Regions from separate parts of the Homo sapiens genome. Here region 1 is linked to region 2. A link is a loop called in an ENCODE intact Hi-C map of the cell type or tissue named here. Cell type or tissue: IMR-90. All regions are shown on one strand. Each heading gives the region's core, and the rest is flanking DNA. Links, peaks and the distances in the headings are about the cores only. Region 1 overlaps GRIK4 (glutamate ionotropic receptor kainate type subunit 4). Region 2 overlaps TBCEL-TECTA (TBCEL-TECTA readthrough).

Region 1 (8,000 bases), core at 1-8,000, 310 kb after region 2:
GCACTCTTACGGGAACTGACATATTTAATTCCCAAAACAAACTGAGGAAATAGGTACTATTACTGTCATTCTCATTTTACAGATACAAAATCAACAGAGAGAAATTAAAGAGCAGAGTCAAGATTCAACAGCTCCACCCATTTCCCCAAAGACCGGCCCCTTAACCACTGCACCGCACAGCCATCCCCAGCAAATGGCAATTAACTGGGATGTTTGTAGATTGCCTTGGCCACTGGAACACTGAGTTATTGTCTTCCCTTTTTTCATTTCACTACTTTCTATAATGAGCATGTATTCCTTTTTATAACATATTATAAAGAATACAATGCTATAATAAAAACATTCTTCTGATGAGCAAGTAAAATTCGAGTGACTCTGGTCTCCTTAAGTCCTGTCTTTGCAGCCCCTTCTCCCACCGTGCCATCTCCCGCTGCATGCCAGCTCACCTAGAACATACTCTGTACATATTTTCCTGCCTGATCCTGTTCCCAAATGGCTATCTCTAGATCAGGGGTTCTTAACCTGTAGCCTGGGGTCTGTGGGTAGAAGTCAGGGGTCTGTGAACACTTGTGGGGGGAATTACATCATTCTTTTCTCTAACCCCTAAGTGAAATGTAGCATTTCTTTCCATTTTGAATGTAGGCAACAAACTACAGTGTGTTAATAGCACCTGTGACTTTGTTTCCCACAGAAATCACCGCAGTTTTCATATGACACTACAGTGCTAAGGATATCTTCAAATACCAGTTATATTCATTATTACTTCAAGATTATGGTAGTAATTAGGCTCGATGCTATTTAATACATTAATGAAGAAGCATATATATTAGTATACCACTATTAAAATATAACTGCATTTCCATATAGCTGGTTTCCATAGTCACCCTATCCATTTTATTGGATTTTTGTTATTTATTTTCTATCCTTTTTTATTAATAAAAAGGTTTTTATTCATTTAAAAACATTTATCTGAGAAGGGATTCATTAGCATCTCCAGACTACCATGGTCTAGGCTTCTCTTGCCCTTCTGCCTAGCAAACTCCCACTCATACTTCAGCATCCAGCTCAGATCTTGCTCCTAGGCCAGAAGGCATCTCTCCCTCCCTATATTCACAGCACACTGTGGCTCTGAGTCAGCCGCCTTTAGGAGACAGCGCAGCTTCCTTGCTCTCTGAATTCCTGGCCAGCTTCTGTCCCAAGCAGCCTGGTGATGTTGGTTCCCAAGAAAGGAAAGTTTCTCCTGAAAATAAATTCTTATAGAAGGCCACAATTCCTTATTCCCAATTCCAAAGTCCAAAAGGCTCTGAAACTTGATGTTTTTCATCAAACTCAGTTGTTGGCAAAATCTGATCTCAACAGACAGATGTAAAGCTATTTACAATGTGTGAGTATTTGAATATAAGCATGCATTTGTTTGAGTATGGGGTTACTGGAGATTCAACTTTACATATGGTACATGCACCACACAACCGTTCTTTTGTTTGTTTGTTTGTTTTGAGACAGTGTCTCACTTTGTAACTCAGGCTGGAGTGCAGTGGAGCAATCATAGCTCACTGCAGACTTGAACCCCTGGGCTCAAGCAATCCTCCTGCCTCAGCCTCCTGAGTAGCTGGGACTACAGGTGCATGCCACCATTCTTGGCTAATTTTTTATTTTTTGTAGAGATGGGGCCCCACTACATCGCCCAGGCTGGTCTTGAACTCTTGGCGTCAAGCAATCCTCCCACTTCAGCCTCCCGAAGTGATGGGATTTACAGGCATGAGCCACCACGCCCAGCCCCTCAACCTTCCCAATGTCTCAATCTGGATTCTACACACATCAGGCCTCGAGGGTTTGTGGGCCTGCGCCTGCCATTCTGAGCTTCTCATACACGTGTGTCAATGTGTCCATCTCCCTCACTGGATCATAAATGGCCTTGAGATCAGGGGTCATGTCTATTCAGCCCTGGCAAAAAGAAATTGCTCATTAAATGTTTGCTCAACTGAACTGAAATGATCCCAAATGAGTCCAGTGGAACTGAATTAGGGTCTTAGCAGTGGCTATGGCCTGGGGATTTCCTGGGATCTGGGAACTGGTCTTTCGTTCCCTATGAAGGGTGCCCTGCTCAGTAGAGATGGAAATCATTTATAAAGGGTCTCAGCTCTGGAACCCCTGCATGCTGATTCTGCAGGCCTCGGCCCTCTGAGCAGTTTGCAGGAGGCACAGGAAGGGAGGGAGATGCGTTTACCTCTTCCTCCCAGGCAGCAGAGGAGTTGGAAGGCTCAGCTGCTGGAATAAAAGGCCATGATGGGGTGTAGTGGCCCCATGGAGGGACTTCTTCATCTCAAAATGTCAGCACTGGCAATGGATTGGAGACCCCTTAGAAGCCCAGGCTGGACAGGGGTGGTGGGGTGAGGGGCGTCGTGGAACTTACTCCTTTCCCCTTTCCTGCATCTTCACAGGGTCCCTCCTCCGGACAGAGAGCAGTTCAGGGAGGGGAGGGTGAGGCTGTGTCGCAGATGGTTTAGAGGAGCTAATGGTAAGTGCCACTGACTGTAGCCCCCCTCCAGGAAGGAGCAGCTTCCTGGATGGACCCAGGGGGCCAGGTCCTCCTGCCTGACAGTGAGGAGCTGCTCAGTGCTCTCTGGGCCCAGATGGCAAACAACCCTGGCCCCACGGGGCTCACAGAGATGTGCACTGGGGAGGGCTGGGAGAACTCAGAGTCCTTCACACGGAAGCACTTCCCGATGCTGCAGCCTGAATGGAGCAGAGGGTGCAGTCTCCCTCTGAGCCTGTTTATACTGCACAGAGTACACGTGAAGCCCTGGCCATCCTAGGGCAAGGCAAACAATTGCCTCATCACTTCCAAAGAACCATCTCCTCTCTTGTGCCAAAGCTGTCAGGAACGCATTCCATTCTGAACTCTCTGGGAGTAGACAGGGGACTAAATGGATTGGCCTTGCTGGCTCTTGAGCCAAGGAAGAAAGTGTGTGAGGGCATGAGTGCCACGCCCCATGACGGGCCCCCTGGTGTCCAAGAACTCAAGACCGCCATCGCCTCTCCTCACCAACAGCGTATCACGCAAAGCCTTCACCTGGTCCCAAGCCACCGTGCAAGCAGCAATACCATTTACTGGGGCTTTCCAAGTGCCAGGCACATGTGCCACCTGAATCTCTACAACAACCCTGAGAGGGAGGAGTCACTATATGAATTCTACTACTACTAAGTAACATTTAAGCACCATCTCATTTAATCTTCACAACAACCTCATGAAGTGAGAACTCTTCTTATTCCCATTTTACAGAGGAGGGCTGTGAGACATAGGAGAGAAGCCCAGGGTGCTGGTAGAGCCAGGATTAGAATCCTGGTGCATTGAACTCCAGAACTTGCTCTACACTGAAGCCAGGATCTCTCCTCTGCCCCTATGTACACTCTGTTTCAGCCATACTGTCTGTCACTGCATCCCAATGTATCCCATTTTTTTTCCTGCCTTAAGCCTTTGCTCATGCTATTATGCCATCTACCTAGATGCCTTCTTCTCTCTCTTCATCAATCAACATTCTAAGGTCTGGCCAGGGGCCTCACCTGACCCCATAGCCTGCTCTGCCTACCTCCTAGTTCTGACCTCCTGCTCCCCTGTCTGTGCCACTCATTGGCACGTTCTCTGGAGAGCCACCTAAAGATGGTGTCGTTTTGCAGATGTGTACATCTGAACTTCCTGGAGAAGATCTTGAACCTCAGTTTCCCCATCCGTAAAAGGAAGGGGTTGGACCAGATGATTTCTAAGTACAGCAATTCAATGCATGGCTGAGCCCACATCATGCCTATGATGCGGGTAGCTCCGAGAAGGGGAGTAAGGAATGTTTGCTGAATGACTCATCACTATTTGTATGCCTTTCTCTTCTGGCTTCTTACTTTTTTTTCCTTAAGCCAACTTCAACTGACTCTGTTGAACTGAAGGAGGGATGCTAGCCCTCACTTCTCAGAGGCAGCTCTGAATCACCAGAGGTCATGCTCGTGGAGCCTGTGAGAAGCTTGGAAGCCTGTGCAGGAGGTGCAGCCATGTGGAGCTGGAACGCTACGCGCCGGGCACTGGAGCCACAGGAGGCCCGGATAACCAGGGCGCCTCTAGTTTCAAGGGGAAACTGTGCGGACAGCTGATAGCATGCTTGGCCTCACAGAGACAAACTGAGGCACAGGGGAGGGGTTGACAGGGAAGCCCCTGCTTCTGGGTCTGCAGGAAATTAAACCTCAAGCTGGGACGGAGCCTCAGGTTGTTTGAATGGTAAAGGGTGGTGCTTAGTTAAGCTCTAATTCATTAACCGCAGGAGAAACGCTGATCTATAGGAACAGAGGAGGTAGCTTGTGGTAGCTCCCTGCAGAAGAAAGGCTCAGGTTCAGGTAAGACACGGAAGGGAAAGAAGGAAGGGCCAGGTGGGACAGGAGCTGACCTAATAGGTCTTGTCCATCTCTGTTATTTTAGATCTGTAGGCTGTGTAGAAGGAGTTGGAAAGTCAAACACCAAGATCCTGGGGCGATAATGGTGGAAGGGCAGAGGTGGGGGATGTCAGATGCAGGCTGGAGAAAGCTTTACAAGTGACCCTCACTTTAAATAAACCCATTATATGAAAATCTGTCTATTTGAACCCAAGAGAACAGGGGGTGATTTCTCCTCATATCTTTCCAGTTTCCAGGCTGGCTATTAATTAATGCCCCGTGTGATACTTTCCATCTCAGAGCCTCGCCTTCAACCATCAGACGAGGGGGCTGACCTCTGGCTTCCAGCATCGTTAGCTTCTTTACACTTCATAATCTTTGATTCTTGAAATAACCATTGCTTCCCTCAACTGACTCTCCCACCCTGAATAGGATTCATTAAGTGTGATGTGGACAGAGCTTTCTGAAATCCCTGTTACTCAAAGTAAGGCACAACTGTGCCCTGTTGGAGTGCTACAGCCCCAGCTTCAATCAGAGCCTCTGCTTTCCACAGTCAAAGATATCATCACTAGGGTCTCTTTCATCCCCCTGAAGCAGAGTCCCTGGCCACAGGGTGACAGGTGTAGGGTTAGGGCAGTTGTCCAGGGCCCCAGAGCCACTCACATTTTTTTAAATTAATGATGCAAATTAGCCCTGGGCCACTAGCCCAGGGCAAACCACGGCCTTTGGCATTGGGCAGCAGCTGGCTTGAGGTGGCTCACCACAACTTTAAAAGGCTCAGAGCTATCAGATGCATCAAGCCCAGAAAACTGGAAGGAGAAGGGGAATATCCAATTACGATGGATGCTGACATTAGGCAGGCCACTCGAGAACAGCCCTGGAGACAGTGCTGCCACATAAGTAGGGCTGAACCTTGAAACAAGAGAGAGGGGGGAGGCTGGTAATAAGTTGGGAGGAAGCCCGTTCAAATGTGGGGTGAGAGAATGAAGCCAACAACAAAAGCCACAGCTGCCACTTCCTGAAGTCCTGCTATGTGCAGTGCCGAGCGTTTCACCTACACCGTTCCCAGTGACCCTATGAGGCAATGCTACCATCACTCCCATTTTACAAACGAGGAAACAGAGGCACAAAATGGTTAAACAGCCTGTCTACGTCACACAGCTAATACATGGGAGACCCAGGATTTAATGCTGGTCAGTCTGGTTCTAAAACCCATGCTCTGAATTTTTATACCACACAGCCTCGCCAAAGTAGGGATCACAGAGCTGTGGGCTCTCCTCCACCCAGAGATCCTGTCCCCCTCCTCCCTTCCTTCCCCAAATATAGTCACTGCCCCACCCTGCAATAGCCAACAGGTGGTAGGCGCTTAAGCCACAACCCACCTGCCCCCTTACTTTGGGAGGGAAAGAACTGGGCTGGAATCTTTCAATGAACTTTACCTGGGTAGTGTTTAAAACCCACTGTGGAGGGGCACTCTGGCTTCAGGTGAAAAGCCTTTGGAGTGGGAAGATCCAGAAGTCCCCTTTCCTAACAAATGCTAATCGTACCTCAAACACACTGAGATGTAAAAACTGAACTGAGGCCCACTTGCTAAGAAAATACCTGGTGCCTAAAAGAAGCCCATTAAAAAGATGCCCAAAGTTCTCTAAGATGGAATAAAGATACCTGTTTCCTTTATTCCCCTGATTCATCTGGCTCAATATTTTAGAAATATTGACTTTACTAAGTCAGGCTGCATGGGTCACTAAAAGAGGAAATTTACATCTGCTAACGATGCCATCCATGACGGGCAAATCTTGGCTCCCTCATTTCTGCCAGAGAAGCCCTGAAGAACCGAGAAGAGAAGGGCTGGCTTTTCAAAGTATGGACTACTGAACTATTTAGAAATCTGGACCCTTGTCTGAGACTTGCCTCCCTGGACAAGGAAACACTGTGGACTGGACTGGGGGTTCACAAGGAGTTGTTGCTGGCATTTCTGATTTCATTTGCAAGATACTGGGAAATCTGAATCTTCCTTCCATTATACTAGAAATTAACCTCTATGACAACTAGGATTCTTGTCTGTGCCCTGCTGAATCCCCATGGCCTAGAATAAAATATAATAGGCACTCACTAAACACTTACTGACCGAATGAATAAATGAGGGACTATTTTGGCCCTTGTTCCTCCATGCCTTCTTGGGGAGGAATCTGTGCCTACAGATCCTGTTGGCCTCAATGGCCCTGTTCTATATGGTATGGCCCTCCCTCAGTCATAGGAGCAGGAGGGACTGGGAGTAGACCCTCTCTCCAAGAGTAGTTATTAGGCAGCCTGGCCAACACCTGCAGCTTGTGAGACTGGCCACACTGCAAGTTGAGCTGATCCAATCAGAGCCAGACCTTGGGGATGCACATTAAGAGGCACTGGGGGAAGCTGCCCCTGATGTGCAGCCTAAAGACAGACTGAAAGCCACCTGAGGTCAGGAGCACATCTATCTTATTTCCTGCTTTGTTCCCAATGCCCGATATCCTGAATTATGCCTGAGATAGAGTCAATGCTCAATAAAAGTTTCTGAATGAATAAACAGAGAGTAAATCAGGTCTGGGTAGTCATTATGGACAAGTACATGATGAATAAACCAGGGAACCCAAACTAAGAGAGAGGGAAGAGCCTGGATCCAACACCACAGGAGCAAGAAGGAAGCTGTGAGAGGGAGAAAGGCTGGGGAGTCTCCAGAGCCACTGCCTGCATCGCTTCTTAACTTTTCTGGATGTCACGACACCCCACATGTGATGCTTGGGCCTGTGTGGATGTACTGATTTTCTTGAAACCCTAACAGCCCAGGCTGGAGCTTTGCTGGATCCTCAGATGGAAGAACAGATGTATTTGAGCAAGTTGTTCTTTTGTTTTGTTTACTTATTTTTGCCACTGAGTGTGGTCAAAGGTTGAAACGGGTTAGAAAGGGAGGAGACGGGGACTCTTCAAAGTCTTAGGGAATAGATACTATTATCTCTGATTTGAGGGGCTCTTCTCCTGCCCTCTGAACTGGAGCTGATCCATTTCCAGCTTAGCCACAAGTCACCAGCCCACTAACTTGGGCCTAGTCTTGTAAAGTTGTCAAGGTAATACAAACAACAGGCCGGAGGACTGTAGGGAGGTCTCATGGACTGCACTGGGCACACAGGGTCCAGAACCAGCTCAGCCATTGACTAGCTCTGTGGTCTGGCAAATGATTCAATGGCTTTGAGCCTCAGTTTCTTTTCTAAAGTGGAGGTGATAACACTTAACACTTAGGTGAGAATTAAAAGCAGTACCCAGCGCATAGTAGGGGCTCCATATGTGTGACTTGAGCGACCTACTACATATGCCTGTAAAACACTGCAATTCACAGATTTTCCTGTATTTAAAATAATTTAAATCTCACAATAGGCTGGGCGCAGTGGCTCATGCCTGTAATCCCAGCACTTTGGGAGGCTGAGGTAGGCAGATCACTTGGGGTCAGGAGTTCAAGACCAACCTGGCCAACATGGCGAAACCCCATCTCTCCTAAAAATACAAAAATTAGCCGGGCATGGTGGCACACCCCTGTAATCTCAGCTACTGGG
Region 2 (16,354 bases), core at 5,054-13,053:
CTTCCCCAATGTTGGTATAATTATGAATGTCAAATACGTCAACTGCTGAATGGGCTCCTCTGCTCTTACTTAAGCTCCTGCTAGCAAGGGACAAAGTCTTATTGTGTCCCAAAGCAGAAGCCATGGGGTAGGCTGGTTCTGGATATTTCTACAGTCCCCCCACCATCACAACCCTCAGGACGCCAGTTTCCCTGCCTCTGTTCTTGTCGCACTCAGGCTGACCTGACACCTGGGTGACTGTGGGTGTCAGTAATGTTCCAGTTGATACCTTTTTTTTTCTGGCATAAGTGATCATTGCACCCCCTTTCACTCTCCCTATAGAGTCATTGTGCTTGTGTCCCACAGTGCTTAGAGCAGGAGATCCCAGAGAACTCTTGTCCCCAAATGTAATTCCTTGCTTCATTCCTCTGACCCTGTCCTCAACCTATGGTTAGCAGACAGCTGATAAGCCTCGCCTGTTTGCTTGCTTTTCTTCTGCCTGCATTCTGGCCATTTCACTCTTCCACAGTACCTCTCCCAGGATGTGGGTAGGGGCAGGGGGAGGAGGAGAGAAGTGGAGTCACGGAGGCACAGGTCTTGGAACTGAAAGAAAGTTCCATGGGAATGGTCACAGGGAGCCAGCATGCACCGAGCACCTACTGTGTGCCAGGCTTTGTACTGGACATTGCCCTGTGGCTGTTCTATTTAATTCTCATAACAGCCTTAGGAGGTCCTTATCATTTTCTCCTTTTATAGATGAGGAAATTGAGGATGGGGGCTGGTGTGACTTGCAAGTGACAGAGCCTGACCCCTCCTAGTCGAGCTCCAAAGCCAGGTTCTCTCCACTTCTCCCTGCTGCCTGTATCCCAGTGCTGAGGAGAGGCCGCCAAGGCCAGCTACAGCCCAGGAGCTCTGCCTCCTAGAGGGCCCTGTCTCACAAAGAAAACGAAGCTCAAACAGGCCACTCAGCTGGCAGTGGTGGCATAGGAATTTGAACAGGTCCAGCCCTAGAGTCCAAGCTGCTCATCGCCATGGGCTAGTTGGCCTTGGCTCCCTGTTCACTGGAGCACCCTAAACTACTCGTGTTCACGCGGGGAAGAAAGATGAGAACTGGTATTAGCTAGAAGGAGGCGCTTTTTCTAGATGGATTTTTACTTATGCTGCCTTTTTTTGGTCCTACTGGTATATCTAATCCTAAACTGTTTATTTTGTTATTTGAGAACAGTTCAGTGGGGAAAATCCATGTACAGAACCCAGCTCCTAATCCCAGCATATGGAGACAGTGCTGGAGAAGGGGGGTCTGTGTTTTGGAAGAACAGATCTTAGTGGCCATTTCTGGTCTGGCACAGCATGGCTGAAGAAGTCAGCTGCCTCCCAGCATCTCAGGCTCCTTCCTGCTTCCCAGCCCTCTCCCTGCCTGTCCCCACATCACCCTGGGTCGGGGCTCTGCCATCCATCGAGCCAGTCTCCCCAGCAGGGCAGGTGTATTCAGAGACGCTTGGAAACCATTTGGCAAAAGGAAAAGGAAGCCATTGTTAGCTTGCAGTTGGAGTCACATAACCTTTTCTTTCTGAAACATTTACATTCACCCACATCGCCCTGTCGCTACAGAAAATTGAGGAATCCATGCCCTATGCTTGGACGATGGAACAGAGTCACGCAAAATTAGCAGAGCTGCTGGGCCTGAAAGAAATTACGGTGTCCCTTTCCTTCTAAAAAAAAAATCTGACTGAGAATAAAAAAGAATTTTAATCAAAATACAAAATAGGAATAAAGCATGAAGCCTTCTTTTTCAACTACTGATATACACATCATCCCCAAATACAGGAAAGTAGGGGGAAGCTAGTGAAAATTTTTTCTAGCTTGAAATGCCAGCATCTATCTACAAGGATAAGTATAGTGCTCAACAGCACAATATAAATTTAAAAGGGAAAATCTCCAAATTTCTATATCTAAACTCTTAGCCTTGATTTGATATACAGAGTTGTCCCTACAGAGACTAACCAAATAGCAAGCACACTGGCATTTCAACCACAGTAATAGCTCACTTTCCTCATAATGAGACTGATAAACTGCACAGACCTGGGAAAGGCAGAGCCAGAAAGAGTGGAATTAGTTCCCTGGCCCTGCCTTTTGTTGGACATGCTACATCAATTAAAACTACAACACATTTTTTTAAAAAAGAAATAAATCCCTGCATTGGCATCAGTTCTGGTTTGTAATCTCTGTAATGACCTCCATGCATGGGGATTAAGGATTGCACTGGGTTGCAGCAATCAGCCCCTTGTGGTCTTGGTTATTACTGCTTGAATAAATACACGGTTGCAACAAGGTCTTGATTAACATTATGAAAATTGGGGCCTGCACAAATTGAGTAATTGCTAGTAGCTTTTTGCTTTTTCTCTTTTGTTGATGTCCCTGCTTGAAATCCAGGTGGACAGTGACAGGAATCATTTGCATATGCTAAACTGGCCAGCAGATGCCCATGTTCTTCTCTGTTATTCTAGGTGGGAGTTGGGGACTCTATTCGAGGGGTGTCTGGGCAGAGCTTTCATGGGACTTTCCCACCCAAGCCTCACTAAGGAAGTCACCAAAGCCAATCCAGGTGCCTGCACAGGTGGTACCTCTGGAGACATCAATCCATTTGGAGGTTTCTCTGAAAATGAAGCAGCAGCTCTTGAGCAAACAGAATTGGGGCTGAGGTGGGGTGAGGATTATTAATCAAAGGCTGTAGTGAATTGGGGGTTTGTATTGTGTTTGTACCATCTCCAGGGCATGGCTATGTGGCTACAATTATTGCAAGCCAGGACCATGAGAAACTTATCTCTTTCCAGTTTTTCTGAACTGTGTGTGTGTGTGTGTGTGTGTGTGTGTGTGTGTGTGTGTGTGTGCCTATCAGTGTTTATGAGGGAACTAGGAATATAAATGTACTCTAAGTTTAAAAGCAGATAGACATGTTGAGGAGAGAGCTTAGGATAGCTCTTGTACACATAAAATTTGGCCCAGTAAAGTATTTTACAAGCTATTTGCAAGGCGGGGAGAGCTGTGCATCTCTTTGGCACTGTACAGAGACAAACAGCAGAACCAGTAGATCTGGGGAAGTCTTCCCTAGGCTGAAGAATCTCCAGCTTCTCCATTTCCCCGTGAAGGATAGAAAGGGGCTCACCTTGACTCTTCCATAGCTTCCTTTGGGGATGAGAATCTTGTAGCCATTCACCTCCACTGAGAGCTCCTTCACCCAGGAGACGGCTGAACCTCTGCGGTGTTCATTCTTGGCCTCCACACTGAAGAAAGGGAGGCTGGAAGTCTGCAAACACTGTCGGGCCAGCAAGTAGGCACAGGAGCCTTGGAAGTGGAAGAGGAAGCCGTCAAAAGTGTGGTAGTGTGGCTCCCCAAACACCACGCATGTGCTGGTCTCCACAGCGCTGCAGTAGAAGAATTTGCCTTTGGGTTCGCACACCTCGTAGGGGCTACAGGAAGCCTCCTGGCAGTAGATCTCATTGTTGAAATCCAGACAGCGGCACTTGACGGTGCAGTTCAAGTCATCCCAAAACACCTCCCCTCGCCGAAGGAATTGTCCTGGGGAATAATGACATTAGAGCCAACATTTACTGAGCATTTCCCCTCTGTGCCAGGCATTGGGCTAAATGCTTTACTTCCATTATACCATTTAATCCACGTAAGAACCCTGTTAGGGAGGTATGGTCACCCTCATTTGACAAATGAGGAAACTGAGCCTTAAGAGAAGTGAAGTAATTCATCCAGGATCACTCAGCAGCTCCGTGGTAAAGCCAGGATTCCGAGAGGAGTCTGTCTGAATCCCGTCTAAGCTCTTGGTATTATTATCTCCATGGCTGGTGAGCAAACTCACATTCAAGGAAAACCACGTTATCATGAATCCATGGAAAAGGGTATGACACTTGGAGTCATTTCCTGCCTTTCCTTCCGAAGGAAGACCCAGTTTACCCAGGTTACTCGGCAACACTCACTGTTTGCTTGCTAATTTGTTCATTCATTCAACAGACATTTGTTGGGGGCCCAGTATGTGCAGGAAAAGGTCAATAGCACTAATCAGGAGTCAGATGCATGAGTATAAATCCCAAACTCCCTGGGAAGGTTCTGGAAAGCACTGACCACTTTCTTGCACATTTAAAGGCTCATGAATCCTGCAGATGCTGCTTAGGCAGGATTTACACCTACACAAATTGTCTTCTTTCCCACTCTAGGGCCCTGTCCAAGTCCAGGACTTCTCTCTGTCTATGCACCGGACAGACCTTCTTGACAAATTCTAGGTCAGGAAGAGAATGAGGAAAGGGGAGGGGAATGGTTTAAAGGGATGTGATAATTTTAAAAACACTATTATTTCTTTGGTAGACATGCAGTCTTTAAAATCATTTCTGTAAATAAATGACCTCCCCACCAAAAAACTTTGAAATTTTCTGGTTGCTAACATCAACCTTTAATTGAAATAGAAACACGTCTGGGCTGGGGACTGTGATCTAGTCCTTGCTGGGGGATTGGGGTCAAGAGAACTGGGCAGCAGTCACAAATCTGCAATCCATTTCCAAGACTACTCATTCAACTTCCACCTGTCTGTTTTCCTAACCTGTAAAATGTGGATACTGCTGTTTCTCATCCCTGTCTCACAGAGAACAGCGATGTTATAAAAAAGTTGACACAGGTTGATAGAAGTAGAAGCACTTGTAAAATGAGAATGTCTGAAAAGGCAAGTATCAAAGACACAGCATTAAGAAATGTAAATAACATCTCAAGTTTTTATAAAACTGACTATCGAGTGAATAGCACAAGGCTGCAAGGTTAACCCAAGTTGAGGGTGCGGGTGTATCAGTAACAGTCTTGACTCTATCTGCCCAACAGGAACAATGATGTTTCAACAGGCAATTCCATTTTATACCTGTTGAGAATAGGGTTGAAAAATGAGAGAATAGATTTAGTCACATTCCCAATAAGTCATGTGCATCAGCCCTGAAAACAGGTCCTAATCCTCAGCACTCCTTGGCACTAGTTCAGGGCTGTATGTATTGTGACAGCCTCCACTCAGCATCATTTCCAGGCCCTGCTTTTTCAGGCTTTCAATAAGTGAGAGGAAAATGCCTTTGAATAGAGGAGGTTTGGACCAAAAGGTAGACTCTTTGAGATAATTTTGTTTGTGGAATGATGATATAATAAACCAGCTCTACAGAACACTTCCCCTGCTATACCCCAGGCCAAATCCCAGTCTCATTAGATTGATATATGTCCGGAGGCACATAAAAATGCATAGCAGTCTATATAAGGATATTGAAATCATCCCGTATATGAAACCCAAACCTATAACTCAGGAGGAAAAGAATGAAGTCAAAGTGGAGACTGTGTACACAGCTGGCATCTGACCAACTCCGCAGCTCTGCAAGCCAGTGTTTTCCGTTATCACAGCATTTCATTCCCAGGACCCAGGTGAGAGGCTGTCACTGGGCACTCATGTTGTATGGCCATAGCCAGTCATCTCTGTGATGCCTGGACAAAGGGAAGAGGTATTTGGGTAAGAGTCTGCAACTTCTGAGGCCCCTGGTCCAGGCTATACAGGGGAGGGAGATAATGTAGTATTGAGTTGGTATCTCTCACAGACCTTAAGTGATGCCGTATTTACACTCTGTAGGGGAGGAGGGTACAATCTCAAATCCTAATGAGCTCTGGAACTAGATTATTTCCTATCCAGTTAATACCAGCTTAGCTGCAAAACATTTATTTGTTATTTTGAACATGGGGGACTTTACAGAGTCCACAGAGGCAAGGGTCCAGGCAGGCCATCTTCACACATGACCTACCTTAGAGCGAAGGCACTAATCACAGCACAGGGAAAGGGGCAGAGGGCACAGGTGTGTCAGACCATGTGAATGTGGCTTTTCTGTATATTAAACACATTGAGCCCAGGTGCAGTGGCTCACACCTTTAATCCCAGTGCTTTGGAAGGCTGAGATGGGAGGATGGCTTGAGACCAGGAGTTTGAGACCAGCCTGGGCAACATACTGAGACCCTATCTCTACAAAAAATAAAAATTAGCTGACATGGTTGTGGTTCTTGTAGTCCCAGCTACTCAGGAGACTGAGGTGAGAGGATTACTTGAGCCCAGGAGTTTGGAGTTCAAAGTTACAGTGAGCTATGACCACGACACTGTTCTCTAGCCAGTCTGGGTGACAGAGAGAGACCCTGTCTCCTAAACAAAAAACAACAACAACAACAACAAATTGAATCTGAGCCAAGAAAGAACCCCGAGGCCTCCCAGGGCTGCCAAGACAAGCAGTCCAAGCTTCTATCTGAGGGGATAAAGGCACCTCCTCATTCCTATCCAAAACTTCCTTAGAGGTCTGGAAACACTTTTCCCATGGTCTTCCTCTGTGTTTCCACAGTACCCTACACAAGTGTCTACCATAATATGTCTTATGCTGTGTCATCATTGTTCCCATGGCTCTGTCTCCTCTACCATAGTAATGTCATGGTAGCTAGAGCAGCTTTATCTCCAGCACCTCACAGAGTGGCTGGCATTTCAATGGGGCTCTTAAAATGCTTTTCAGAAAGATGCAATGGCTTGCTAAATGGCTGGATGACTTGATGGATGGGTTGGTGGATGGGTGAGTAGGTGGATGGATGGGTGGGTGAATGGGTGGATGGATAAATGGATGGATGGGTGAATGGGTGGGTGGGTAGGTGGATGGATGGGTGGGTGAATGGGTGGATGGATAAATGGATGGATGGGTAGGTGGATGAGTGGGTGAATGGGTGGATGGATAAATGGATGGGTGGGTGAATGGGTGGGTGGGTAGGTGGATGGATAGGTTGGTGAATGGGTGGACGGATGAATGGATGGATGGGTAGGTGGATGAGTGGGTGAATGGGTGGATGGATAAATGGATGGGTGGGTGAATGGGTGGGTGGGTAGGTGGATGGATAGGTTGGTGAATGGGTGGACGGATGAATGGATGGATGGGTAGGTGGATGAGTGGGTGAATGGGTAGATGGATAAATAGATGGGTGGGTGAATGGGTGGGTGGGTAGGTGGATGGATGGGTGGGTGGATGGGTGGGTGGGTAGGTGGATGGGTGAGTGAATGGGTGGGTGGGTAGGTGGATGGATGGGTGGGTGAATGGGTGGATGGATAAATGGATGGGTGGGTGAATGGGTGGGTGGCTAGGTGGATGGATGGGTGGGTGGATGGGTGGGTGGGTAGGTGGATGGATGGGTGGGTGGATGGGTGGGTGGGTAGGTGGATGGATGGGTGGGTGGATGGGTGGGTGGGTGGGTGGGTAGCTGGATAGATGGGTGGGTGGATGGACTAATGAACAGAGGCATTATTTCCTTCTTCTAATTTCTGTAGCTTCTACTCCTGGAAGTAGAAATATTATCAGAAATTCTGTTTTCTAAATATTTTTGGACACAAAAAAGCAGGAATTCATAAACCAGGATGTTTCTCTGAAAGTCCATGGTGAGTTTGCACATCTAAAGGGGTTCGATAGTTCAGAAAAGGCTCCAAACTTTGGGTGCCCAATGTGAAGGACATCCACCCAGGTTCAACTACAGCTTACTCACAGATACCCAAAGTCAGCTTTGATTCTCCTCAAATTCCTGCACGTTTTGCTGATGCTGGGAAGATTTTAGGAGAACTTTTGTTTCTTTTTTTTCTAATCATACTAGGAAGTACTGATTTACCCTCATAGGAACTTGGCAATACTCCAACTGCACCCATTCCTGTAGATCTACAAAGTGCAGAAGACAGAGCGAGAATAAGGATGAGAAGAAAAACATAAAGGGCGGGGGGAGGAAATGGCAACAACAACAACAAAAATAATGTTAAACAGGAGGGCTGCCTTCTGTCCCTCTGGCTCAGAAATCACTCAAGATCTTGGTCCATTTCGGAGTTGTTCAGAACGGATAACTGTGTGCACACTCCAGAAAAGGACTTCCAAAGCCACAAGGTAGTGAATGCAGTGTTTTAGCTTCTGATGTGATGAATGCACATGCTAAAATTACCTTGATCTCCATTACCCAGCGGAGAGATGTCAAAAGAGTAAGGCATCAGGAATGAGTCCGCCCCCGTGGCTTAAAAGCTTGCCTGTCAATCTACACTAAACAAACCCTGCCTTGCCACAGACAGAGGAAAAGCTTTACCCCTTGAGGTGCAGCCATTGGCTGGGTCAATTTCCTTTCCATCAACTTTAAATGCCCAGCGGCCTGGAACATTGACGTTTGTGGTCTCCTGGATATTCACGATCTCGGGGGTTCTTGACCCCGGGAGGCTGAAGAAATTGGTGAGGTTTCCACCATTAAATCCTGCCTGCAGCACAAAAGGAAGACAAGATTTTTGAGTACAAAAATTCCCCATGGGTTAACTGGCCCAACTACCTTATTTTTAAAATCCAGCACCTCTAAAATCAAGAGCCGTCTTTTCCTGGAGTCACTGGGGCCAGCATTCTAGGTGAGAAAGGACTGCCTAGTTCATTTCATAGCCGAGTCAGGGTGCCAAACATGGGCAGGACTAGCCTCGTAGTCCACCTGCGAGATCAGACCTGCGTCTCTAGTTAAAAGCTGGTGGCAGGATTCCCTCCAGGATGCTGAGCCACAGAAGCAGAGAGTGCAGCGACGGAAACACGCGGGGGATGAAGTGGAGAGCCACCTACCTGTGCCATCACTCCACCAAGACCTGTCAGGGGGTCGCCGCCACTCGCCGTCCCCGTGGTCCAGTTGATTTCGTAATAATTGAAGAGGGTGAATGTATAGGAGCCATCGGACACTAGGACGGCCTGGAAGGTGTTCACCTACAGGATGGGAATGCGCAGTCTCATGACTTGCACTCCCCAGGAGGTCCTGGCCCCAAGGAGGTCCTCCCTTCACCCTGCGCCCTCCCCACCCACAGGCAGCTCAGAGCTGCTCTGCAGCCAGGCCCTCCAGCTCTGACTCCTCTCTGAATTTGTTCTCGCCTCCGTTGGGAAAAGCAAGACATGTGGGACTGTGCTTCTAAAAGAGAAATTGCCTGAGATAAACCCAGAGTCTGACTCAGCGCCCACTTATATCTCTGACTTCTACCAGACAGAAAATTCAGAGGCCCGGCTAAGCGTGTGATAATATGAAAGCACCTATAGATGGCAGCATGAGAATAAACTACAGGAAAGACTCGGCCGGGGACCAGGATGCAACCACCGGTTCCCCTTGCAGAGCGGGTTGGAAGAGGGAGCAGATACCAGTCCGTGTGATTAAAGTGGCCATGCGGATTGCGCTCTCTCTCTTCCCGGAAAACAACATTAATCTTGATGAGATGTCTCCCCTTTTAAAAATGGAAGTGGGAAAGTGATTTTTAAAAAGCACTTTCTGGGGAGAAGTTACTCCTCTAATTGAGCATTTGTGCATCACTTTATTTCTGAAAATCGTTAACATTCATCTGTACCCCAGACCAACGCTAAGACGGGTGATCGTATTGGCCCACGCCTATCTTATAGTTAAGAAAACTAGGGACTGCGGGAAATGAGTTACTAGAAATTTCACAGTGACCCAGCAACAGAAAACGAGATTTGCGCCAGAGTTCCCAGTCCATCTCTCAGAGCACTGCCATTCCATGCTGTCTTCATTTTAAACTTTTTAGGATAGAGATGTTGCTTAAATTCATATGAAACTTGTAAATGGTTTTCAGAAATAAGCTGTAGCAAACCCTGTCCTTTATATTTTCCTCTTGCTAATCCTCACCCCTTGTCACATGTTTTCAAAAAATTTAATAGAAATAGAGTTAAAAGGAGAGGCTGCATTGACCTTTTTCTATTCAAACCTAGCACTTTTCCCAGCTGCCTGACACTCTGTCTGATGCAGAGGAAGACACAAATCCTTATCCTGTGTAATCAAACTGGGGTAGAGGATCTTGGAAGCCCCAAATCTCCCCATTCTAGATGATCCCAGAAAGGGAGGCAAGCTATGAGTAAGAACAGCCCTTTTTGTAAAGAACTTTTCTTCCCATGCTCTGTGCTGGCCACGGCTGATGGCGTTTGTGATAGACTTGCTCAGGTAAACGCCTTCAGTCTCTGGCCCCATTCAACAGAAGAGGACAGTGGGACACAGAGATGAGTGAGCAGTAGGCTCAAGATTGCTGTAAGGTCACCAGCAGGCTCTTGTTCAAGGGACAGGGGCAAAGTCAAAGTCACACAAGGACTAAAGCTAGAGCCTCCTTCAGACCAAGATTCTCCTTCAGAAGGGAATTCCTTCTCCCACAGTGAAGCTGGAAATATCTTTGGTCCAAGCAGATCTCAAGAGCAATCCATTTCCAACCCCTGAAGTCACCTCTAAACCAACCAGCCATACCAGTGACACCCCAGAGGCTGACTGCCACCCGCACGCACCTCAGCTCACTCTTACACATTCTCACACTACAGAATTCTTCAACGTTCATTCCAAGACTCTTCTGGATAAAAAAATCTTTTTTGCTTCTGAGGACTTCAGCAATACCCGCAGGAGGCAGCTGAAGAAAGAAGAGTCTGGGATTTGGAGTTGGAAGACTTTGGTTTGAACCCTGCTCTGTCTCCTAGGAGATTTGAATCCTATTCTTTTTCTTGCCACTTGAACGAGATACTTGGCCTCTCCCGGCCTGTTCCCTTCCCTTGAAATTGGAGACAGTACTTGTCCGGGAACATTTTGGGGAGGGTTAAATGATATGCAAAAATAGCCTTCAGCACCAGACACATAGTAAACCCTCAGTAAATATTAGTTTTCCTTCCTTGAAGTAAACATGTCCCTTTTCCTTCCCTTCTGTTGGCGTCGCATGAGAATTTTTGCCTTTGAAAGACCTCTCAAGCCCAGTGTTTAGCTGGCCTGATCATATGTGTTTCTATACAGAAGGGGAAACATGGAATAACGGGATGAAAGAGGTGGGGCCAATTTCAAAGATGGGGATGGATGGACACTTTTGCAGCTCCAGAGAACTACATCATCTTTTTTTACTCCAAGGAGCTCAAAGCACTTAGATGTTACTTCATTCATCCTCACAGAAAGAGTTCTCACCTAGTTCAGAAATATACTCCAAAGTATAAGCCAGAAAGTATCTAAATTATCTTGCCATTTTTATTGCCAATGGAAGTTTTTTTGAAAAACTGGTGGTCAGCATTTGATAGGCATTTCTTCCCCCAACCCCATGACACTAAAATTTATCAATTGCTGGCATCCCACATTCTAACGCTGTAAGATATGAGGCTTAAAGGACATAAAACATCACCCGAGGAGTCGTTAGCGATCTATAACGTGACAGAGGGAAATGTGTGCTTCTTTAGAGGTTATTTCTAGCCAATGCATCGCTGTTTAAACTTGTGTCTTTCTGTTCTACAGAACCTCTTAGCGATAAAGTGCTTCTTGATGCTCTGGCTAGGAGGTGCTAAAACATAATGTGTTCGTGGTGTCGCAGCTGTGAACTGCAAGCCCAGCACTTTTTCACCTCTCTCTAACTCAGTCGTTTTTGTTCCACCCCTCCACAATTGACTCGTTGCCAAGGAAATTGGAAAACAGATGGAATTGGAAATAATCCTAAGTAAGTGGAGGGCAGATTTTTTGAGTGTCTTTGCTTACTAGAAATTATACAGTTGAAGATGTGTCTACTACTTCAAAACTCTCCACTGGCAAAGTCACCCAAACAAGCTGCAGGCTTTTGTGAAAACTGCATTCTGTCCCTTTATGTAGAAAGTTGATTATCTCTGCAATAATGGCAGTGATAATCTTTCTTATCTGACTTTTATTTGACTGCTTATTTGGGATTTCAGAGCAGATGTTGAAACTTTATTCATGAAATGCTTTCACTGCCCACTCTAATTAACATCAAATATGAATAATTTCAGCCCTGGTAACAATAAAAAAGATGTCACAACATAATAAAATGAGCCAGATCATTTGGGCCCAAACTTGGAACGCTATTTTTCTCTTCCAACCAAATTTTACTGGGGAGAGAGGGAGGAAATCAGGGATGGAGAGAGGCACTTGTACCTCGGGCAAGAGAAAAGGACCTTTGGGTCCCTAGATGGGTCCCTAAGCATGTGGCCTGGAATGGGTCTCAGTGCCTCAAGCACTCTCCTGCAAAACAGCAATGTCACTTACAGCAGGAAAGTTTTTGAGGGTTTTTTTTTAGGCATTAGTGATGATTTGTGATAGGGGTGACATATCTTCTGAAATATTACAGCTGACTGGGCTGGTTAACTGTGATAGTTCCCTCTGTTTCCTGCAAAGTGGGTAGCAAAACTCATTAGTTTAACTCAAGGGAACTGACACTCCTTAGCTCTAATAATTAGACTCCTTCGTGGTAGCGAAGATGGACAAGAATTAGATGTCAGGTTATGAAGTGGAAAGCAGAAAATTTGAATTATTACAGGTGTGGTGCTGCTGCCTCCATAAAACGTGACTTCCTCCCATGTCACAATGAAAACCCAAGTGGCAGAGAAGGTTGCCATGTCTTTGAAGTACTTCCTGATGTCCTTGGTGGCTCTTTTCAAGATGGCAGGCTCCATGGTCTCTCTGTAATAGATCTCGCCTCGAATTCCATTGTGCACATCTGCCCAAAATGGGGCGACGAAGGCTCTCCCATCTGTCAGGGGAAAGGATTCTGGCGTGAACTGGCTCACTAGCACATTGAAGGAAACAACTCCGTTGTTATTGACCTACGAAAATAAGAGAGGTTTTGCACAGTGGATCTGAAACCATAACAACTTCAGAGTCACAAACCAAGACAGACATTCGCCTAACTGTATGAATGAAAACAACTTTTAAACTACTGAATTAGAACCCCCAAACACCGGGTTCCATTGCTCAGACTAAGAGGTTCGTTTACTTCCAGACAAACTCATTGGTTTTCTTTCACATTAGATTTGTAACCAGCTTCATTTCTGATTAATAATCAGTCTCATTTTCATGTTCCCTATCCTGTCTCTATTACACTTATCAAATGCTCCTGAGTTGTGCTTCTGTGTGTGTGTATGTGTGTACTACAGGTGAGATGTGCATGTGTGTGTACTGAAGGGTGTGTGTGTACTGGGGTGAGGTGCGTGAGTGTGTGTTTGTGTACTGAGGTGAGGAGTATGGGTGTGTGTGTTCTGGTGATGGTGTGTGTGTGTGTACTGGGGTGAGGTGTGTAAGTGTGTGTGTACTGGAGTGGGGGTATGTGTGTGTGTATTGGGGTGAGGTGTGTGTGTATACTGGAGCATGTGTGTGTACTGGAGTGGGCTTTGTGTGTGTATTCTGGGGTGGGGAGTGTGTGTGTATACGGGGGATGTGGTGTGTGTGTATACTGGGATGTGTGTGTGTGTGTGTACTGGGGGTGGTGTGTATGTGTGTGTGTATATTGGAGTGTGTGTGTACTGGGGTGGGCAGTGTGTGCATACTGGAGTGGGTGTGTATATGTGTATGTACTAGGGGTGGGGTGTGTGTGCTTACTGAGGTGGGATGTATATGTTTGTGTACTGGGCATGGTGTGTATGTGTGTGTATACTGGGGTTGGTGTGTACATGTGTGTGTACTGAGGGTGGTGTGTGTGTATGTATATTGAGGTGTGATGTGTGTGTACTGGGAGTGGTGTGTGTGTGTATGTGTGTACTGGGGGTGGCATGCGTGTATGTGCTGGGCCAGACAGGGAGTAACATGGGTACTAAAGACAGATTCAGGGTCACTAATACAAAATAAGCAGGAAAAATAAATAAGCATGGAAGTAAAGTTAAATTTGAAAATTGAGGTGCCCTATGTTAGGGCTTGCTTCCTATTTTATGACAAAAGAGGAGTGTCAGAGAAAGATAAATCAAATACTCCTTCATCCAACTCCAGTCTCTGATGAAAATATTCTGCTTTGGGTGAGACATTTAAAAGACCTCCACTGATGTCACAACCACTCCTGCACTCAGAGCAAGGACAAGGTTAAGACCTACAGATGCCCAGTTCCATTCCAGCTCATGTGGTGTGATAGTGTCCTGGTACAATCGCTGCATAAAAATGGAGGCATGACTACTTTACACTGTTTATGTAAATGACTATCTTATGGTGATTTCTTCATGATTTGTAAATGGCTTAGTAAACCAATTAAATAGGAAACCTTACTGGAAATCACAAGCCAAGATATACCCTCAGTTTACAAGGGACCTGTAAACAATTCAGCCTCTGCGTGAATCTGCAGCTCTGTACGTTGGTAGATAAACTGATTTAACCCTGTGGCTGACACGGCTTCAGCAGCAGAGGTACCTGTAATGGGAACTGCAATTCTTGGATATAGAAAACCTGGAGATAATTTTCCTATACATTCCAATCATATGTTAAGTTTCTGTTAACCAGTAACATTATGGACATTAACAGTGGCCCAGATCCCAGAGGCAAGTTATCAAGGCCTGGACCAAGGGTAGGTCTACGTGTTTGGAAGCAAGGCTTTGGGTTTGGAAGAGACATTAAGAGCCTATTGTCTTCCAGTAATTGGGAACATCCTAGAGGCTTGAAGAAAACTGCACTACTCAAAGTGTTGGAAACGCAAGGAACAATTTACCCTCAAATAAATCTGCCTCAAGCTAAGGAACCTCCTGTTGCAAGGGCAAGAAAAAATTCTTCAGACTCCATATCACACAGTGCAATAGAGAAGAAAAACTAGCTTAACTGGGCTTCCAGCACGGAAGTCCTCACTGCCTTATTGCCAAAATCAGGTCAACACAACCCAAAACTTAAAACCAGCTATTACAAAGACAGACTAGGGAGGCCCTGCCGTGAATAGAGTATAAAAGGCGTTTCAGGATGTCAGAATGAAGTGTTTGCTAGGGAACAACAGGTGTAATTAAAACACACAGACTGGCAGAGGAAGCTGGTGATGACTCACGTGTGTCTTGATTATATCCTATGGTTGAGATCAGTGGTTCTCAAACTTTTGTGGGCATCAGAACCACTTGGAGGACTCATTAAAACACAGATTACTGGCTCCTCCTCCCAGAGTTTCTGACTCAGTAGGTGTGGGGTGGGACCTGAGAAATGACATTGCTAATGAGTGCCTGTGTGACGCTGCTTCTGCAGGTTCAGGGACCACCGTTAGGTAATGGAATAGTGAACTCTTTTCTAGCGGGAATCATCCCGGAGCCATAAATCAAAAGTTGGGGAAGAGAGAGGTCCCAGACGTAGAGATGGCCAGAGGTGGACATGCTTAGGGTTGCATTCTTCCTCCAGGGGTGTGGTATAATCCCTCACCCAGTTCTTTAAGGCCAACAATAAAGCCAGGCTCGGCTGCTCTGAATCTTCCTCTTCATGTGCCACAGTTTCGCTAGCAGCAAACCCAATGATCCAAAAAACCAAAAACAAAAACCTGAGAACACAGGTGCCTAGGAGAGCTCTGATCACAAATGGGACCATTTCTTAGTGTGGGTTGGGCGATGAGACCCTCTGGCCTATCTACAGACCCATATTGAGGGTGGCCAATTCTGCAAACAACTTTGATATAATAGTTGATTACCCCCCTACTGTGTTCCGACTCTGCTTCAAATTGGTAGGAAGCCCAAGAACAGCAGATGCCTAAACTTTTCACACCCCCAGAAGGGAAAGAAAAATGATATTGCTCCTACTGTGGTTCATTGTATCTTTTTATCTCGTTGAGTAGCAGAAATAACATTCATGGCATTGGGGCTTCTGCTTCACTTCTATGTTTAATCACTGACAAAAGCAATTTATTGCCCTGTATACTCCTCCACTATGAACATTAGCCATTAAATATACCTTTGACTTTCTTATTCATAAAACCTATCAGCTCATGAAATCTCAGAACTTGTCGTTTTGGCTGCCAATAAATCCTCCCTTCCCAGAGCTCTGGAAGAGGATACTTAAAATGCTTTTCTTAATGACAAACAAAAGGGAGGGCCAGAGAACAACAGATGGGCTGCTTCTCCACTTACATAGACAGTGCGGTAAGGAACGCCAAAGAAGAAAACTGGGATGGCCAACTTAATCTCAGATGAGCTTCCATCATCTACTTTAGGGGTTTTGGTGTCATTCTGCCAAAATGGATACATGAGCTCCCTGGGCTGAGCTGTCAAGAGAGATGATGGTTAGATAGATGGCAGCTCCCTCTGCCGTTTGGCAATCTACATCTCTCCTACCTACTGAAGCCAGCTTCTTTCAGTAGGGCTTGCAAGCTGAATGCAAGTCATACTGCCCTGTCATTCATCCTAAACCTAGGCCATACACAGCGCAGTATCTTCTGCTCTGGGAAACGGGAAAATGGGAGTGACATTGTTTCTCCATAGGAGAAAGCACTTTGTGCATGTTCTTGCACTTTCATGCATCTTGGTGATATCTATGGCTACAGCTGGCTGGAAATTTGTGAAATTTCCCTGGAAACCTTGAGCTT

The links. A loop is a pair of places that touch in the nucleus more often than their neighbours do. Peaks named below come from ENCODE experiments on the same cell type or tissue, not always from the same donor. Only the 100,000 strongest peaks of a DNase experiment are listed, where the experiment ranks them.
Region 1: a loop joins it to region 2, with 4 times the contacts of the local background. A loop is called at or near these places in 7 of 110 quality-filtered maps.

What each region holds. Positions count from the first base shown.
Region 1 is chr11:120,803,561-120,811,560 of GRCh38, reverse strand. All of the region lies in intron 4 of GRIK4 (glutamate ionotropic receptor kainate type subunit 4), which reads right to left. It overlaps LOC105369532 (a long non-coding RNA gene), which reads left to right. Exons shown (of 3, transcript NR_133008.1): 3 at 83-216. Among named protein-coding and RNA genes, the nearest start is that of TBCEL, 220 kb to the left of the region's middle. In IMR-90, for the core only: no CTCF peak of the experiment used is centred there; a DNase peak (open chromatin) is centred at 3,910.
Region 2 is chr11:121,105,510-121,121,863 of GRCh38, reverse strand. It overlaps TBCEL-TECTA (TBCEL-TECTA readthrough), which reads right to left. Exons shown (of 30, transcript NM_001378761.1): 9 at 15,900-16,033; 10 at 12,366-12,653; 11 at 8,655-8,792; 12 at 8,146-8,311; 13 at 3,146-3,558. TECTA (tectorin alpha) reads right to left here. Exons shown (of 24, transcript NM_005422.4): 3 at 15,900-16,033; 4 at 12,366-12,653; 5 at 8,655-8,792; 6 at 8,146-8,311; 7 at 3,146-3,558. Among named protein-coding and RNA genes, the nearest start is that of TECTA, 12 kb to the right of the region's middle. In IMR-90, for the core only: a CTCF peak has its summit at 9,105 (motif pointing right); a DNase peak (open chromatin) is centred at 9,073; H3K27me3 peaks cover 2,558 bases.